Linked DNA regions of Homo sapiens: regions 1 and 3 are each linked to region 2. A link is a contact called in ENCODE Hi-C data. All regions are on one chromosome and are shown on one strand. Each heading gives the region's core, a stretch centred on a gene start or an enhancer-like site at or near the end of the contact. The rest is flanking DNA. Distances are from core to core; before and after follow the strand shown.

What was found. A loop is a pair of places that touch in the nucleus more often than their neighbours do. Pooled maps may share reads with other maps.
Region 1: a map of IMR-90 shows a loop between it and region 2 (2.5-fold over the local background). The contact joins the enhancer-like site here to the promoter of SHC3 in region 2. A Hi-C loop is called at or near these places in 1 of 168 maps with a recorded cell type or tissue (IMR-90).
Region 3: a loop to region 2 is called in a pooled map, with 3 times the contacts of the local background. The contact joins the enhancer-like site here to the promoter of SHC3 in region 2. A Hi-C loop is called at or near these places in 1 of 168 maps with a recorded cell type or tissue (psoas muscle) and 17 of 50 pooled maps.

What each region holds. Positions count from the first base shown.
Region 1 is chr9:88,747,542-88,750,810 of GRCh38, reverse strand. No RefSeq gene overlaps it. Among named protein-coding and RNA genes, the nearest start is that of MIR4289, 3.3 kb to the right of the region's middle. RefSeq lists a silencer at 2,803-3,097 and an enhancer at 2,994-3,269. Within about 2 kb of position 1,255, at least 3 of the 41 ENCODE cell types and tissues checked have a DNase peak (open chromatin) inside an H3K27ac peak, as active enhancers do; they include IMR-90, where a contact is called at or near this core.
Region 2 is chr9:89,177,231-89,180,340 of GRCh38, reverse strand. It overlaps SHC3 (SHC adaptor protein 3), which reads left to right and starts at 1,523. Exons shown (of 12, transcript NM_016848.6): 1 at 1,523-2,354. The coding sequence starts at 1,881.
Region 3 is chr9:89,555,025-89,558,124 of GRCh38, reverse strand. It overlaps LOC124902207 (a long non-coding RNA gene), which reads right to left. Exons shown (of 2, transcript XR_007061655.1): 2 at 982-2,621. Among named protein-coding and RNA genes, the nearest start is that of GADD45G, 48 kb to the left of the region's middle. Within about 2 kb of position 1,626, at least 14 of the 41 ENCODE cell types and tissues checked have a DNase peak (open chromatin) inside an H3K27ac peak, as active enhancers do.

The sequences.
Region 1 (3,269 bases), core at 6-2,505, 430 kb after region 2:
TCCTGGGATTGCTCTGGTTATCTTCTGCTGCATAACAAGCCACCCCAAAAACTCATAGTTTATGATAATGGCAATATTTTTTTCACCACAAATTTGTAACATTGACCGGGACTTGGCAGGAGCAATTTCCCACTGCTTCACACACTTCTGTCTGGGGAAGCTTGATGACTGCTGATGGGATCACCAGTAGGCTAGCTCAGGTGCCTGGTGGGGGACGCTGACTGTCTGCTGGGACCTCAGCTGGGCTCTTGTTCTGGGCACCCATGTGTTGCCGACTACCTCGTATGCTGTGCGCTTCTTCACACAGTGGTGGCTGGGTTCCAAGTGTGAGTGCTCAAAAGTCACATTCTGTCTGTCAGAAGCAAGCCAAACCATATCTAAAAGTTAGATTTCCCCCTTTCAATGAAAGTAGTGCAAAAGGATTTGTGAACGTGCTTCAAAATGACCATGATGCCCATGTCAGATATTGCTAATTAATGATTGAGCCTGGACTCCACTTCAGAATCCTTCCCAACAGTGTTCCCAGTCATCCACTGGCCATTGCTGGAGCTGGCCCTGAAGTTAACGCCCATCTAACACCCTTGTTCTAGGCTAATGGCCCAAGACAGCACAGGACCAGTGCTCTCAGAAACCAAGTTCCTACAAGTCCATAATAAAACCAGATAAATATAAACAGTGTAATAAATTTTTCATAAAGACAACTTTATCCTATTTAAAGATTGTCCATTGTTCTGAGATTATGTACTTCTTACACTTTTGGAGTGTTCAGCTGCCGTTTCTCTTATGAATTGAGGAGATGATAAGGAGCAGTTGTGTTGTTTGAATCTCCTTTTAAAATATTGGTGATCCATGCAATCCAAAAGTCACAATCCCCTGCCCTGGGCCATTTGTTGGTGGTTGAAACTTCACTGTCATAAGCAGTGGAGTGCCACATGGTGCAGACACAAAACTTTGCACATCTCCTCCATGAGTTCACCTCTGAAGGCCCACATGCCACTCTAGAATCACTGCATCTTTTCCCTGCTTGAGTCTCTGGATTGAGCTCGAGTTTTGCTTTTTTTCTCTCTCTCTTTTCTACTTTCTGCCTGGCCATTCTGTAAGCTGCACACTCTTGCTAAGCAATGTGTGTGTGCTCCTGGTGTCATCAGAAGCCCAGTCCTGTGGCAAACACTATCCAGAACTCAGAGCTACACATACCCCTGGGAAATTCCCATGGGCTTGTCAACTCAACAGTGGGGAAACAGGGCCTCGGGACAACCAAGAATCCTGGCCTTTGAGTCAGAGTTGGTCAACATGACTTGGGGAAGATATTAAATGTGGGAACCAAACCAAAATGACATAAGTGGTCTAGCAGTATCTAGATACAAACAACACTGTCTGGGTTTGAAGGAGCCCCTGTGCCCATTGTCTCCTCCCTTGTTAATCAGAGAAATAATTGCCCACTTTACTCCCAGAGATGGGGTCCAAGTTAATGAGGAACTGTAGCAGCTACTTTTAATGCAAATTCTTGGAAACATTAGTAAAGTTGGAAAATATATGGGTCTTCCAGATTATGGAACATAGAAATAGGAAAAGGGAAAAAGGCAAAAGAAAGGAAGAGGAAGAAGGGAAATGAGAAGGTAGAAGACAGACATCCGTGGGGTTACAAGGTACCTTTTACCTAGGGCTGCAGTTTCACTTTAGGAGAAAACAAAAACTGGGCTTTCCTTTGAATGATGTTAAGGAAGTTACCAGCATGGTCCCTCTGTCTCCTCCAGGGAGCAGGGCCTGGCCGAGTCTCATTATACTGCAGATCACTGGTCTTGAGCCCAAGGCTTTACAAGAGAAGCACAAACCCCAACAATTACAAGGGACATTGCTTTCCCATCCTGGTCCCTCCCTACACAACAAGAAGAAAAACAAAACAAGCCCAGATCCTGTAAGCAGGACCCAAAGAAAACATTGTGATGATGGGCTTTCTTCAAGTAAGTGAGCTGACACAAAAGGAAAGGCAGAAAGCTCTTTCCGGCTCTCAGATTTCAAACCACCAGGGAATGTGTGCTGTTCCAGGGCCTCTGAGAAGCCAAAGGCTGGGTTGCACAATCAGCCCTGCTGCCCCAGGCCAAGCATGCTGGACACTGGTCAGTCAGGTGCCTCTCACCTGGACGGTCCAGCCTCCCTCTTTGCCTTCAGCTTCCTCTGGCCACAGGAAGGGCTCAGTGTCAAGGGCAACTTCTTCCTGCTTCGATTCTCAGGAACAGCCATCTGGTATTTGTCCTTCTTGTCTGGCGTCTTTCACTTAGCACACTGTCCTCTGAATTCACCCCTGTTGTCACAAACGGCAGGATGTCCTTCTTTTTTAAGGCTGAATACTACTCCATAGTACAGACATATGCACCAGACTCTAATGAAGTTGACCTCTTAGAAGCAGAAAGTAGAAGGGCAGTTACCAGGGGCTGGGGAGTAGGAAAAAACTGTGTGGATTTTGGTCAAAGGGTACAAATTTCCAGTGATAAGATACTTAAGTTCTGAGGATCCATGAACTGCATGGTAACTATAGTTAATAATACTGTACTGTATGTTGAAAATGTGCTAAGAGAGTAGAACTGAAGTGTCCTCACACACACAAAAATAATGGTAACCATGTGAGGCAGTGGAAGTGCTGATTAGCTTCATCTTGGCCGTCACTTCATGATATGCACATGCATCAAATCATCACATTGTACAATTAACTGTATACAAGCTTTATTTGTCAATTACATCTCAATAAAGCCAGGGGGTGGAGTCGGGAGGGAGGAACTTCTGTCTTGCTCTAGGTTTATGCAGTATCTTGTAAAGACAGCATGAGTCATCATCACTATCTGGCCCAGCCAAGTACTCTGGGGCCCTTTGTGCTGCAAATCGGTTCACACACACCAACCAGTGTCTTCTCATGATGCACAGCTGGAAGTAATTTCTTTTTAAGCTTTAAAAAAATTCAAGACACAGCTTATCCTTGGTGTCCACCCGCAGGTAGTCAGGCCCTGAGAACATGTCACCTGTGGGCAAACGCTAACTTTCCCAAGACCAGGATTAAGTGTTGAGTGGGAGGTGAGGCCTTTGTCCTGCCCCTCTCTCCCTGTGTGGACCGACTGACCAACCCGCCAAAACACTTTGAGAGCCACTAGACATAGTAGCTTACTTCTTCTCATGCAGATATTCCTTGGAGGAGCCTGGTGTATTTATTTTAAGAGTTGCTTTCAGAAACAGAGGACCTCTCTTCTGTTTCACAAAATACATGTCACAGAGAA
Region 2 (3,110 bases), core at 274-2,773:
TTCACATTTTGCGGTTTTTGTCTGCATCTAATGAAGATCTCGCTTTGGGAATGATAGGGCTGTTTCGCTACAGATCTGGGGAGGACTCTGATAACCATCAAAATCATCTATGGGGTGTGCAATTGCTGTTGCTATGCAAGCTAGGGAAAGGGAACAAATGAGTGCCGTGTAGCTGTTCTGCTAGGGCTGCGGCACAGGAGGCGAGCCGTGGGGACGCGTTTCCTGTACCGGGGACGCCGCGGCTCCTCTGCGCTCTTGCGTCCTAGGGGTTGGCCTCACCCGCTCGCCCGCCATGAGTGGCGCTCATTAAACTCTGCTCCATAGAGCAGGGTTCAAGACTCAGGACCTCACGTGCCCCACATGTTCGGTCATGGGAGTGAGAGGACTCAGGGTGACCTGAGAGTGTGCTAGAGCTGAATTTATTCGCTTGCTCAGAAGTTGCGGGAAAACTTTGATAGTGAGTGTTTCACTGTGGAGCAGGTGATCCTAATGCATGAGGAAGCCTGGCAGAGCCCACTGAGGTCAAGAGTCAGAGGGCTTCAGTCTCGGGCAGACCTCTGGGGACAGCGAAAGCCTTGCTCTCCTAACTGAGAGGAAGAAGGCCTGTGCATTTTACTTGCAAGCCCGAGCCTGACTCCTGAAAAGAAGGCATATTTTCCTCCTTGTGGATTTGATGTGCAATAAGAACAGCTGCATTTTTTCCTTCCTGACTGCAGGGTTGCAAGCAGCAACTGAAGGAACATTGAAATGTATTTGTAGCATTTCTTAGGCGTTTTTCCAGAGCTTAAACACATTCAGTAGGATTAAAGCTTCAAATGCAGCCCCTTTTTTGGAATGGATTTCTGGAGCCTGTTGCCACTCGTGAAAGAAGCACTCTTCTTTTTTGGAAGTGGATATTCAACTTAACCCTGGCTGAGAAAGACTGCTGTAAATGAGCAGGGAAGACCCCTTGATTGGCACTGTGCAGAAGTTCATATGCAGATTTTTTTTTTTTTTTTTTTTTGAGGAACTGCATTGCCACAAAGACACTTGTCATCGCTGCTCTGTTAATTTGAAAAGAAAAAGCAAAACCCAGGAAATTGGTATTTTACAGTCACCTGGGGGTGAATATCCTTTTTGTTTTTTTCTATTTAAAAATTCCTGCTGCCTTCCAAGTCAAGATTCATCAGGATTCGCTGAAGATCTGATTCTTAAAAAGCCTTCGTCACATTTTAACGCATCGCTGTTAGACACTTTTACAGGCTCACACAGATGGGCTGAGCAGGGACGAGCAAAACCTAACAGAATAATGGGTTTCAGAAAGTTCATTTGACGATTTGAAGGAACTGGATTGGATTTACCTTTGGCACAAATGCAGATTGCGGGGGATGGGAAGGTGAAAAATCAAAGGTTGGAAGGAAATATCTGGGAAGGTAGAAAAAGGAAATTTGAGAATTGATTGGCTATAGTGTGCTGTCAGCGGGTGGATGTCGTTTTTTTCTTCTTTTTTTCCTTTTTTTTCTTCTGCTACAGGAAGTGATTTGCAGTGCTCACCGAGCCTTTGTTGAGAAGGGTCTCCTCTCAGAGTGAGTCATGCTTTTGCTGTGAGCAGCCCCAAGCAGCTGGGCGCTCCATCAGAGGCAACTATGACTTTTGCAAAGCAAACGTGCAACCCCAAGCAGCGGTCTCCCGGGCCGGGGCTGCGCGGCCGCCGCTGTGCTGGCTTTTAACGGTGGGAGGGCACCATCCTCTTGCTCTGCTCTCGTTCTCCAGAAGGCTGTCCCGGGGCCCCCACTCTCCGTCCCGCTCCGGGGACAGTGGCTCGCCTGCTATGCGCGGCAGCCCGCGCCGGGGCCGGCACCAGCAGCGCCCGGGCGGATGCAGCGAGCCCACGGAGGGGCATGCTTCCACGCACCAAGTATAACCGCTTCAGGAATGACTCGGTGACATCGGTCGATGACCTTCTCCACAGCCTGTCGGTGAGCGGCGGCGGAGGCAAGGTTTCGGCGGCGCGCGCGACCCCGGCGGCGGCTCCCTACTTGGTGTCCGGCGAGGCGCTGCGCAAGGCGCCCGACGATGGGCCCGGCAGCCTGGGCCACCTGCTCCACAAGGTGTCCCACCTGAAACTCTCCAGCTCGGGCCTCCGCGGCCTGTCGTCGGCCGCCCGGGAGCGGGCGGGCGCGCGGCTCTCGGGCAGCTGCAGCGCGCCCAGCCTGGCCGCCCCGGACGGCAGTGCGCCCTCGGCGCCCCGCGCCCCGGCCATGAGCGCCGCCAGGAAGGGCCGGCCCGGCGACGAGCCGCTGCCCAGGCCCCCTCGGGGGGCGCCGCACGCCAGCGACCAGGTGCTGGGGCCCGGAGTCACCTACGTGGTCAAGGTGGGTGCGGGCGCGGGCCGCCCTGGGGGCTGGGGGTTCTGGGGCCAGTTCGGGGCAGACTCCTTCATTCCCTGAAGCCCGGGGTGCGGGGCGCTCCCGCGACTGTCACGTTAGAGGCAAGCAAATGCGCACTCCTTAGCAATCAGCTCGCTTGACAGCGGTGAGGAGGGAACTACAAATGCGCTTTTCCCGCATCCATTGGGAAAAGGTTTACCACTCGGGTGGCCCGCTCCGTCCCGGTTTTCCCTAGGCTCCACTTTTTTGGCACGCCTTTGCCACCTGGCTTACCAGATGTCTGACCAGTGTCATGGGCGCCCAACCCTGGGCAGCGGGGGTCCGGCCTGCCTAGTATCTAGGAAACGCGCTGGGGAGAGCTGGGCAGCCCCCGGGAGGAGAGATGCACGGAGTGGCGGCCCTACTCCTGCTGTGTCTTCCCCGGCGGGAGGGTGGGTATCTTGTTGCCCCCCGCAGCAAGAATTCCCAGCTCCTTGCAGAGCAGGCCAAATGCTGTGCTGCTTTCTCTTCGACGGGCTTTACTTTCTCACCCAGTCCAGGTTTTCTTGGGGTTTGTCTTTCATTCCCTAAGGAAAGGTTCTGGTTTACAGCAGCGGAATGAGAATTCTGGGACTATTTTTCTGGTGACTGTAGTCTTCCATTTAAATGTGCTAAAAGGGAACTAGGGCGCTGCGCTTGGAGCCACAGGCTGGAAAGGAGTTTTTTCCTCCAACACAAAGATGATAAAATCACGATGTAGTC
Region 3 (3,100 bases), core at 377-2,876, 380 kb before region 2:
GGTTCCTATGAGCCTCTGGTGATAGCATTGTCATCAACCCATCAATGCATAACCTTGTTTGATGTGTGTTTCTATTGAAAGATGCTTTATTTGATCAGCACTGTTGATTCCTTTACATTGAACTCGCAGCCAACACACTTGAATGAAGCTTCTCTAACACACCAGTTTTCTCCATAAGGCACAGCACAGCCTTCTTGCACTTTGGAGCCCCAGACAGCGCTTCAGCACCATGCCGGGGCTGTTACAAACTATGAGATCCCCAACAAAATGCACAGAAACGTGAAAAAATGGGGCACTAAATGGACCGTAAAAAGGACACTCACCGTCCCTGTGGGAGCTGCAGCAAGAAGGTGGGGAGTTGCCCTGTCCATCCCAGCTGGGGCCACACACATCAGACAACTCCAATGTCTCAGGGCTCTGTGTGTGCCCACAAATGGCCACAAAATCGTCCACAGTATTGACTTAGGGGTTATAAGTACATTTTATCAAGTAAATGAATTCAGAAATATGGAATCCACGAAGAATAAGGATCAACTATGACAAAGAATTGGCATCAAAAATATATAAAGGCTGGGTGTGGTGGCTCACTCCTGTAATCCCAGCACTTTGAGAGGACGAGGCAGGTGGATCACGAGGTCAGGAGTTTGTGACCAGGCTGACCAACATGGTGAAACCCTGTCTCTACTAAAAAATACAAAAATTAGCCAGGCGTGGTGGTGGGTGCCTGTAATCCCAGCTACTCGGGAGGCTGAGGCAGAAGAATACCTTGAACCCAGGAGGCGGAGGTTGCAGTGAGCCAAGATCATGCCATTGCTCTCCAGCCTGGGTGACAGAGTGAGACTCCATCTCAAAAAGCAACAACAAATTTATATATATATATATATATGTATGTATATATGTGTGTATGTATGTATGTGTGTGTGTGTATATATATATATATATATATATATATAGAAGTTATACAACTCAATAACAAAAAGACCAACAACGAATTTTTTTTAATGAGCAAAAGATTTGAACACATTCTTCACAAAGGAATGAACACCCTTGGCCAATAAGCACATGAAGAAAGGCTCAGCACGGTTCACCTACAGGAACGTGCAGATTCAAACCACATGAAGGTGCCACGGCACACCCACGAGAGTGACCGGAGTGTGAATGCGCAACAGCGCTCGGCATCGGTGAGGTTGTGGTGGGTTGGTGTAGGACCCCCACATGCGGTTATCGGGAATGGGAAATGGTCACTGCTCTCAAGAGACTTCCCAGCAATTTCCTGTACAAGGTACAAGTAAACATTAGTCACGTCTGATTGAGCAAGTCCACTCCTAGTGCTTACCCAAGAGAAATGGAAGTCCTCTCTCTCTCTCTCTCTCACACACACACACACACACACACACACAGACTTGCACACAAAGTTTCATAGCAGCTTTGTTCCCGGTAGCCCCACACTGGAAACAGCCCAAGTCCAGGGCAGTCTATGGTCTATGATCCCCTCCCCCTGGGCCACTGCAACCTGTGTTGCAGCTCACCCACCCTAGAGGGCAAAGGTGGGGAAGTGCTGGGTGCTGCCGGTGACATCACAACAGCGTCTGAGCTGGGGATGACACTCCCCCTCTGCAGAGTCAGAACACCCCCACCGGGCCAGCCAGTACCTTCCACGCCGGAAAGCACTCCACCTCCACTACCTCCCAGCTGACCTTCCAGGTGAGGGATGCCAGGCTGACCCCTGGTCCTGGAGCTGTCCACCCTTGTGCCTCATTCAAATCCCATCTGTCCTTCCAGGACCACCTCCTCCAGGAAGTCGACTCGCTGACCCCAAGCCACCTCTGACCTGCCCGTAGCAGGCATGCCTGCTCCCTCCTAATCATGTCTGTCCTGCACAGCTGGGGTTTCCTTGGTTTCATTTTAACTAACATTAACTGACCACATCTTAGGCCCCAGACTCTAAGCTAAACACTTGAAGTGCATTTCCTTATTTAATCCTCTCACAACCTGCCACATGGCATTAGGGTCCTTATCTTACAGAGGAGGAAGCTGAGGTGAAGGGAGGTAAGGCACACGTGTCCCTAGTCAGCCAGCTGTTTCATCAAGATTCAAACCCAAGTCAGGGAGGGAGGAGGAGCAGGTGCCCCAAGGGAAGGGGGAAGCTGCTGCCAGAACTGGGGTAGGGGCAGAGGCAGGTGGCATCAGGGGCTCTCAGCCAAACTCAGCTCCCCAGGGGGACAGAGGCACACCCGGAGGGCTTGGCGGGAACATCAGTAGCGTGCCCAAGGGCACCCACTTCCCAGGGCTACTCCTGCATGGGCAGGACACGCCAGCAACAGCAGCCTGGAGGAGTGGGGACCAGTGACCCTTCTTCAAATTGCCAGGCCTCAGTGTTCTTCGAAAACCCCAGAGGGGCCTGTGGTAGTCCTGGAAAGCCAAGAGCTGCTGGGCCAAACTTATTTGATCTCAAAAAGAGAAGAAATGTGTAATTTCCAGCCCTGAAAGGTTGTGGAGCACACCACAAACACCTGTCATAGCTGTGTGAGTATCTTTACTTTTCAGGCATGCACGGTTCATTTCGTTTCTTCACTGAGACTTGACGGAGGGCCTTGGTATGTCAGGAACATCTTTAGTGTCTGGGGAACAGAGGTGAAAAAGACATAAGGTGCCCACTTGTGCAACTGACACACAATAAACACAAACAAGAGAAATATCAGGGAGTAGCCACTGAAATGCAGAAAGTTAGGGAGTGAGTATCCTCGGGACACACCAGCTCCTATGGGTGGAACAGTACCCAGGGTGTCTTGGGGTTTCCACGTGAAGGAGCAGGGAAGTGCTCGGTGAGGTCCCTCAGGCTAGCAGGGCCTGTCCCGGGAAGTAGGAGGGCAGGGAACTGGGGAGGAGGCCAAAGGAGAGACCGGCAGATGCGGATGGCCTTGGAGTCCATTTCCAGCACCTTGGCAGGCTATCAGAGGGTTTCAGCAGGAGAATGGTAAGACTTGACTTGGGTTTTTCAAAAATCCCTGAGCATTTTCAAGAATGCCTGAGCTGTTTTAGAGACTGGATTTGGGAGTGGGGAGCACGAGTGGACTCAAGGGCCAGGTGGGGCCTCCTA